Regions from separate parts of the Homo sapiens genome. Here region 1 is linked to region 2. A link is a contact called in ENCODE Hi-C or POLR2A ChIA-PET data. All regions are on one chromosome and are shown on one strand. Each heading gives the region's core, a stretch centred on a gene start or an enhancer-like site at or near the end of the contact. The rest is flanking DNA. Distances are from core to core; before and after follow the strand shown.

Region 1 (4,091 bases), core at 903-3,402, 150 kb before region 2:
TTGCTGGTTTCTGTGTTGAGCGGTTTACTGCAAAGTTAGCTCTTACCTCCCATGCTCAAAGGCGATCGACCAGCTTGAAGTGGACTGATGACTATTTAACCTCTTAATAGACTTCAGACGGACAACGGGCTTTCCCTGAATACCTGGCACACGGGGAATATGCTGTGAAATTTGCTGAGTGAGTGAGTGGGCAAATGAAAACATGGTCTCCTTCTACTTCCAGTTTGAAAGGAAGTTAATCTAACTCGGGTGGTGTCCATGAGATGTGAGCATGCCTCTCTGTGCTTTCAAAAGTTCCACAAAACAGGTCAGGCACGGTGCTCACGCCTGTAATCCCAGCACTTTAGGAGGCCAAGGCGGGCGGATCACCTGAGTTCAGGAGTTCAAGACCAGCCTGGCCAACATGGCGAAACCCTGTTTGTACTAAAATTACAAAAATTAGCCGGGAGTGGTGGTGGGCGCCTGTAATCCCAGCTACTTGGGAGGCTGAGGCAGGAGAATCGCTTGAACCCGGGAGGCAGAGATTGCAGTGAGCCGAGATTGCGCCACTGCACTCCAGCTTGGGTGACGGAGCGAGACTCCGTCTCAAAAAACAGCAACAAAGAAACCTTCCACAAAACAAATCCTAAATTGGATTCTATGTCTCCAACAATAGGGAAATGATTAAGTAAATAACGGAAAGAGTTATACAACATTTTTTCAGGAATTTTTAGTGACAGTTAAAAACTTATTAAGTAAAAAAGTCAAGAAATAGATTTTAAATTACACTCTGATATCAAGTATGTAAAACACTTATGCTGAGAAAAAGACTGGATATAGCAGAAGGGTGGTCACCGATAAGGGGTGAGGCTTCCGGAGGATCGTGCGAAGTTTTCTGGGTACTTCCTGGTGTGACGCTGCATAGTGATGTGGTGAAAATGGCAAGTTCCTGGAGGGCTTGAGGTGGGTGGAAGTTTGCATTCTCAGGGAAATGCTTGGAATAGTCGTTGATTGGATGGTTCTCTACATTCTTCAGATTCCTCTGCAGAGTGCATTTCTTTCTCCCTCTCTCAAAGTGTGGATTAAATTGTTTTGAGCTGGTTTTGTCTGCAGCAATTAGTTATCTTAACTAAAGCTCATAAAAAAACAACAACAGAAAGGTAACATGAATGAAGGCCATGTCCTAAAGTTGTACAGGAAACAGACTAGGGAGCAGAGAAACGGGTGTGGGGCGGAGGGGAAAGGAAGGTGGGGGTGGAAGGTGGGGTGGAGGAGTCCAGCCTTCCCTTCCAGCAAACAGTAAGCAGCTTTGAGAAATGGGGAGGGGGCAAACTGATCTGAAATGAAGAGGATGGCCTCAAGGATGGCCCAGCTAGAGAGAGACCCACCATAAGTACTGCTCTAAAACCTTGGCCACTCCAGCTCTGGCCCCGCCATCAGCAACTGCTGGGTGTGTTAGAGACCCAGGCTCTCAAGCCCCAGCCCCAGGGCCCCAGAGCCTGCTTGTCAAAGGATTCTCCCTCGGTGAATTTGTGTGCATCAAATGAGTTTGATGCAACCCTTTCTGAGAGAGGGGGTTTCAGGCTCTGCCTGCCTGGAGGGTGAGAGGAAGTGGCAGCTCAGAAAAATCTAGAAGGGAGAGACGGGGGTCAGAGGATTTGCCGGACAGCCTGGCACCCAGAAGCAGCAGTGGCTGGCTCATGGTGCAACCCAGGGAGCCATGTGGACGATGGGGTCGATTGTTGACATCAGCACTGAGACGAACCCACCCAGCCTCATGTTAAACAATCAAATCTTAAATGATTGAGAGGTGCTTCACACTAATCTTGGCTCTTGAACAGTGGGGGCTGTTCCATAGGCTCAGTGTAATCAAGAATCATTCTTGCTCTGCTTCCGAGGGAGAAGGCGTTCACCTCTGCATTAATTTCAGCTGTGTGGGGAGACGTGCTCCCTGAATTTGGTTCCATCCTGAGTGGGAGGGTTGCTAGTCTCAGAAGCCTCTTCTAAGTTTCTCTTTTGACATCTGCTTTGGGCAACAACATGGCCACTGCTTCCTAGAGAAATGGGAAGAGAAACCCTCACAGTTCAGAGGGTGAGAGTGGCTGATCCCTCCCCCATCTGTTGACACTCCTGGAAACTTTTGGGGACTTCTGGGGATGGGGCAGAGGGGCCTATTGCAGAGGGTACATCTTCCCACAGGTTAGATGTTGACGCTCCAGCTGCCCCTGGCCACCGATGGCAGATGATTTCCTGAGCCAAGGATCCTTTCTTGGATTCTGGGTCTCCCTCACTTAGGAAGTAGAAGAGAAACTTTCATTTCCAAAGTGTTACTCTGCCATGAAATCCATCAATGTGGAGTGGCAGAACAGAGAGCTCAGCAGTTCCATTATCTGATGGAGCTCAGACAGTGCAGAAAAACAAAGTGTTTCCCTTCTCAGTGTGTGTGTGTGTGGCTTTTTTTTTTTGGGGGGGGGGTGGTCATTGTTAAACTGACACAAGGTGACCTGATAGGGGAAGGAAGATCTGTGATTCATTAACACTCTCTCCCTTCATCTTTGTAATCGTCATCATTTTCATTTCTTCCAGCAGTCTCAGGACCTGCCTCCAAAGGCAGGTCCTGAGGGTTCACAAGAAACCTAGAGCTGGGCGAGCTTGCTTCCCTCCTGCTGGGTTCAGCCCTAACTGCCTCTTCCTCAGCCCCGCCCTGCACACCTGCAGTTAGGGCACCGAGGCAGCCCTAACGCTTCTGAGGAAGTGGGTTTTGTGGGTAGGTGGAGTTCTATGTCCCAGAGGGTGAGGAACTGGGCACCACACCCATCCCTGTATGCAGTGGGTAGAGTGGCCTAGAGGGCCAAACCTGGGAGGAGGGTAGGGAGGACCCTCTCTGGCCCATCCTCTGCTTCTTCCCGCATGCCCCTGAGGGCTGCGTTGATGTCCTCATTTCCATATAACTCCAGTGACACAGAAGCTCCTTGTGAAGTGAGCTTTCCTGCCTAATTGAAAGACACCAGCAGAACATGACTCAGGGTGGCAGTCGTCCTGCCCTGGCACTAGGCAGGTCACCCAAACCTCCTTGTTCCTCCAGATGAAGATGCTAAAGCCTGGCCAGGTGAAAGAGGAAGAGGCAGGTCACCCAAACCTCCTCATTCCTCCAGAAGAAGATGCTAAATCCTGGCCAGGTGAAAGGGGAAACTCAACCCCAAGGAGTCAGGTCCAAAGGGACGGGTCCCCAGGGACTAACTGGGACAGGGGTCTGAAGGGACCACCAGCAGGTCAACCCACCCACCAGCCTCACCCGTGCTGTGTCCCCAGACATGAAGCCAAGAGAGCAAGTTCCCTAAATTCCCTTCCCACCTCTGCCACGACCAGCTGGGTCTTATAGTCACTCCCTGCCCGGCCTCATTCCCAATAAAACCCAACCACCAGGGGCCCCGCCACTGGCTACCACTTAGCTCGCTCTCACCCCCATCCCTGTGACCTCCCCCAGAATCTCCTATGGCTTTTCCCACCACCCTCCAACCATTACCAGTGAGGCTTGGGCCCAGGGTGTGTCCGGGCCTCTCTTGCCACCCACCACCCTTCATCTTTGTAGCCCGCTTTCCTGCAAGAGGGAATTCTCTCTTCCCATTACAACAGGGCCTGTGGCTTGAGCACCCAGGGTGCATGTGTACAGACTTGGGGAGCAGGGGCTCAGCTCCAGGCACTTCTAGGACCCTGGACCCTGAAATTTATATAGTGTTCCTTTATCTGGTAGCTCATGTCACTCATTAAGAGTTGTTCCATTTCTGGTGGGGTGCGGTGGTTCACGCCTGTCATCCCAGCACTTTGGGAAGCCGAGGCAGGCAGATCACCTGAGGTCAAGATGAGCCTGGCCAACATGGTGAAACCCATCTCTACAAAAATACAAAAATTAGCTGGGCATGATGGCAGGTGCCTGTAATCCCAGCTACTCAGGAGGCTGAGGCAGGAGAATCGCTTGAACCCGGGAGGCAGAGGTTGCAGTGAGCCGAGATCGCGCCATTGCACTGAGCAACATGACTAAGCAAGACTGTCTCAAAAAAAAAAAAAAAAAGAGTTGTTCCATTTCCTAATTTTGAAGGGTTTCATTTTAC
Region 2 (3,989 bases), core at 1,338-3,837:
CCTACCTGCAAAGTGAAGCCAAGTAGACGTCAGAAATCAGAAAGAAAGAGAGTCCCGATGGTGCTGAGCACTCTAGCCCACCCCCAAGGATCTGGTTGTCACAGTTTTGCTTTCAGCTGTGTGAGGCGGCAGGATTATCCCCAGCATCTGGAGCTAACACTTTTCTGCTTACTTCAATTTTCTTTGTCCCATATTTTTAGCACTTACAGCCAAAGCCCCAACTGAAATAAGGGAAACCAGAATTTAACTGATCTGTTGTCTTGGTCTTACGGTTTATGGGAAGATGAACAGCTTCCACTTGAAATGTGTGCTTAGGAGAAGGTTATCTTGCTTAGCTAGTGATTCATGGCAAAACACCTGGAGGAGCAAGAATCATGTTAACACCCCTCACAGTTCCTATGGATTGGGATTTGGGAAGGGCTCAGCTAGGGGGTTCTGGCTTATCATCACTCGTGGACTGTGGATGGTAGATGGAGAAGGAACAGTGGCAGCTGCCACAGCTGAGGGTGAGCTTGGCGGTTCTCTCTCCCTCTGTGGTCTTCCAACTTCTTCATGAACCTCTCCAAAGGGTACAGTTTGCTCATCCTCACAGTATGGCAGCCTCAGGAAGGTTGAACTATTGACATGATGCCTTCAGCCACTGGACAAAGTCCTGGTGGCTAAAGATCCTAGATCCTCAACTAACCCCTCTGAATCCATTAATATTACTGTCTGGGGAGCACAGGTCTAATTTTAATTATCATTTTAAAATTCAGGCTTTAAATTGTTTTCTTTCCCATATTTCTGATGCTGGTGAGCCCTGAAGAATCAAGGATTATGATCAAGGTAAAAATCTGTCCCATGTGTAGAACAGTCTTGTATTTTGAAGCAGATTCCCGTTATTGGATCCTTCAAACAAGCTAATAAAGGAGGCAAGACCGAACTTTCCATGGACTCCTTCCTGCCAGGTGATTTTTCCAGGACCTCTCACCTGCTTAGCTCAAGAGGTGGAATGAGAGCTCACCTCCAGACTCCAGGCTGGGCGCTCGTGTGGCTAAGAGACTAAACAAACACAAAGGAACGAAGTTTCTGCAGCTGTTGGGTCAGTCCATTTGATCACCAAAAGCAATGCTTGGAGCCCATGATTCTAGGAGCTTACACGCACTTTTATTACCAGCATCCCAGACAGAAAAATTTTGGAAATGAACTAGAAGAGTCAAGAAATGAACAAAAACTGTTGCTGCATTGGTGGGAGGACTCAGTCCCGTGCAGCCCTGCACCAATATGGCAACTGCTTCAAGTTCCTGACCTCTTCCCTGCAGCCTGGGTTCCCTAAACAGGGTGGGGCAGAGACAGCTGGCCCTTCAGGCACAGGAATCCTTAGTGATTCTGGACACACACTTCAGGCCCCAAGGGTTGCTCACCAACCACCTCTTGCTCCCTCTGCATCAGCTGGTCTTGTCCATTAAAGCCAAGTAAGCCAAGATGGGTGTTTTATGCCATTAGGAAAGACTTACTCAGCTTCGGCATCAAGCAACACCAGCCCCAGGCTAGTCTCAAACTCCTGACCTCATGACCCGCCCGCCTCAGCCTCCCAAAGTGCTGGGATTACAAGCATGAGCCACTGTGCCTGGCCTCTACTATCATATTTTGATCAGGATATTAACGATTCTATGTCATGATCCAGAACATTCGGTCACCACAAAGATCCCTCCTGTTGTCTTTTTAGAGCCTCGCCCACTCCTTCCCTCTCCCACCTAATTCCTAACCCCGGGCAAGCACTACTCTGTTTTATTTTTATCATTTCATCACTCTAGGAATGTTGTATAAAGGGAACCATATAGTACAACTTTTTACATGTGGCTTTTCTCACTCAGTATAATTCTCTGGAGATTCGTGCAGGCTTTACAGGTAACTGTGGTTCCTTCTTTTTCATTGCTGAGTAGTATTCCATGATGGAGGCACTGAGTGTGTTTAGCCATTCATGCATTGAAGGACATCAGTTGTTTCCAGCAACTATTACTAATAAAGTTGCTATGAACATTAGCGTACAGGTCTGAGTGTGTGTGTGAACATAAATCTTCATTTCCCTGAGATAAGGGCAAAAGGATTTTCACCTTCAGTGCAGCCGTTGGGGAGAGAGATGTCTTATAGTGCCTGAAAACCAAGAAAAATAACTTCTGAGAAAAAGAAGAAAGAACAGGAAGAACCAAATAACGTGTCAACCTCCTCATGTTGTGATGGTGCAGAAAAAAACCCACAAAAACCATATTGCTGAGTTCATTTGTATTTCACAGTCTACATCTCAGTATTCTCTTCATCTATGCAGACACAAATGGGAATAAAAATAGTTAGAGAAGCAGAAATACAATCTGTGAAACCTCTACTTTAAGATTAATTTTAAGACACAAAACTGAGAACTCTGCAATTACTGTATCACTTATGCTAACAGTAATGACAACAGGGTGGAGATGTCTGGTCATGCCACTATAAGGAGTGCCTCTGGGTATTAATAGGGGGAGTGATTTACATCAGGGACCTGCTATAAAAGCTGACTCATTGACATGGTTTTGATCCGTGTCCCCACCCAAATCTCACGTTCAACTCATGATGGAGGTGGGGTCTGGTGGAAGGTGCTCGAATCATGGGGGTGGATCCTTCCAACATGGTTTAGCGCCATCCCTTTGGTGCTGTTCTCCCGAGAGAGTTTTTCTGAGATCTGGCTGTTTAAAAGTGTGTGGCACCTCCCCCTCCTCTCTCCCTCCTGCTCTGGCCATGTAAGATGGGCCAGCTCCCGCTTTGCCTTCCACCATGATTGTAAGTTTCCTGAGGCCCTCCCAGAAGCCAGGCAGATGTTAGCGTCATGCTTCCTGTATAGCCTGTGGAATTGTGAGCCAATTACACCTCTTTTCTTTATAAATTATCCAGTCTCAGGTATTTCTTTATAGCAGTGTGAGGACAGACTAATATACTCATAGTGTTTATGTAGCAGGTATTAAACTCTCAAAGAAAGGACATCCTTTGAATACAATTTATTTCATTAATTAAAAAAAGAAATTTTAAGAAAATTTTACTTTTCTATTAATTATATAGGACGATGCCTATAAAAAGATAAGCAAAGGGCCTGCCTGCCAATCAAAAGCATAAAAGCTCAATAAAAACTTACATTCAAGGCAATGAGCAGAGATTGGTTCCCTACGGAAAATCAAAATTGTTCTTGTGGAGAAAAAACTTGAGAAACAGCCTCAAAACACAGGAGAAAGGATAAAGAAGTAAAAAGATGATAGATAAGATAATACATGGAAAAATTTTAACAGAAAGCCTAACAATGTTCCCAAAGAGGAAAGAAGACAAATGAAGCAGAAACAGTAATTGAATAGAGAAAAGAATTTTTAAAAAACAGCTTTTCAGATCTAGTAAGACTTGAATGCGAAAAGCAGTATTGCCAATCAAACTCAACAAATTTAACTGAAAGGCAGCAACATCTACACTTATCTGACTACATTTTTAAAAAATCAAATGCTAGAACAGAATTTCATAGGTGTTCACGGGAAAAAACCCAAATGTGTAATGTGTGAATAAATAAAAATCAGATTAACCACAGAATCCTTTGCAATTTCAACCTGAAGAAAATTAACTTCTCTTGAAAAACAAAAGCAATACTATATAACCTTTAATAATTTTTATAAACATGAATTTTCAAAATTCATAATTGCTATTATAAATATAATTTATATTACAAATCCTAAAAGCAGGAGTCTGAAAAGCATTTTTTTTGAGATGGAGTCTTTTTTTTATTATTATTATACTTTAAGTTTTAGGGTACATGTGCACAACGTGCAGGTTTGTTACATATGTATACACGTGCCATGTTGGTGTGCTGCACCCATTAACTCGTCATTTAGCATTAGGTATATCTCCTAATGCTATCCCTCCCCCATACCCCACCCCACAACAGTCCCCGGTGTGTGATGTTCCCCTTCCTGTGTCCATGTGTTCTCATTGTTCAA

The links. A loop is a pair of places that touch in the nucleus more often than their neighbours do. ChIA-PET counts read pairs that join two places held with the same protein, here RNA polymerase II (POLR2A). Pooled maps may share reads with other maps.
Region 1: a pooled map shows a loop between it and region 2 (4-fold over the local background). The contact joins two enhancer-like sites. A Hi-C loop is called at or near these places in 1 of 168 maps with a recorded cell type or tissue (mammary epithelial cell), 4 of 37 single-sample maps with no recorded cell type and 9 of 50 pooled maps. POLR2A ChIA-PET finds 5 or more read pairs at or near these places in 13 of 52 experiments (CD4-positive, alpha-beta T cell, CD4-positive, alpha-beta memory T cell, CD8-positive, alpha-beta T cell and 9 more).

Annotation. Positions count from the first base shown.
Region 1 is chr2:234,424,737-234,428,827 of GRCh38, reverse strand. No RefSeq gene overlaps it. Among named protein-coding and RNA genes, the nearest start is that of LINC01891, 28 kb to the left of the region's middle. RefSeq lists enhancers at 1-522, 172-1,371. Within about 2 kb of position 2,152, at least 13 of the 41 ENCODE cell types and tissues checked have a DNase peak (open chromatin) inside an H3K27ac peak, as active enhancers do; they include CD4-positive, alpha-beta T cell and CD8-positive, alpha-beta T cell, where a contact is called at or near this core.
Region 2 is chr2:234,277,294-234,281,282 of GRCh38, reverse strand. No RefSeq gene overlaps it. Among named protein-coding and RNA genes, the nearest start is that of LINC01891, 180 kb to the left of the region's middle. Within about 2 kb of position 2,587, at least 3 of the 41 ENCODE cell types and tissues checked have a DNase peak (open chromatin) inside an H3K27ac peak, as active enhancers do; they include CD4-positive, alpha-beta T cell and CD8-positive, alpha-beta T cell, where a contact is called at or near this core.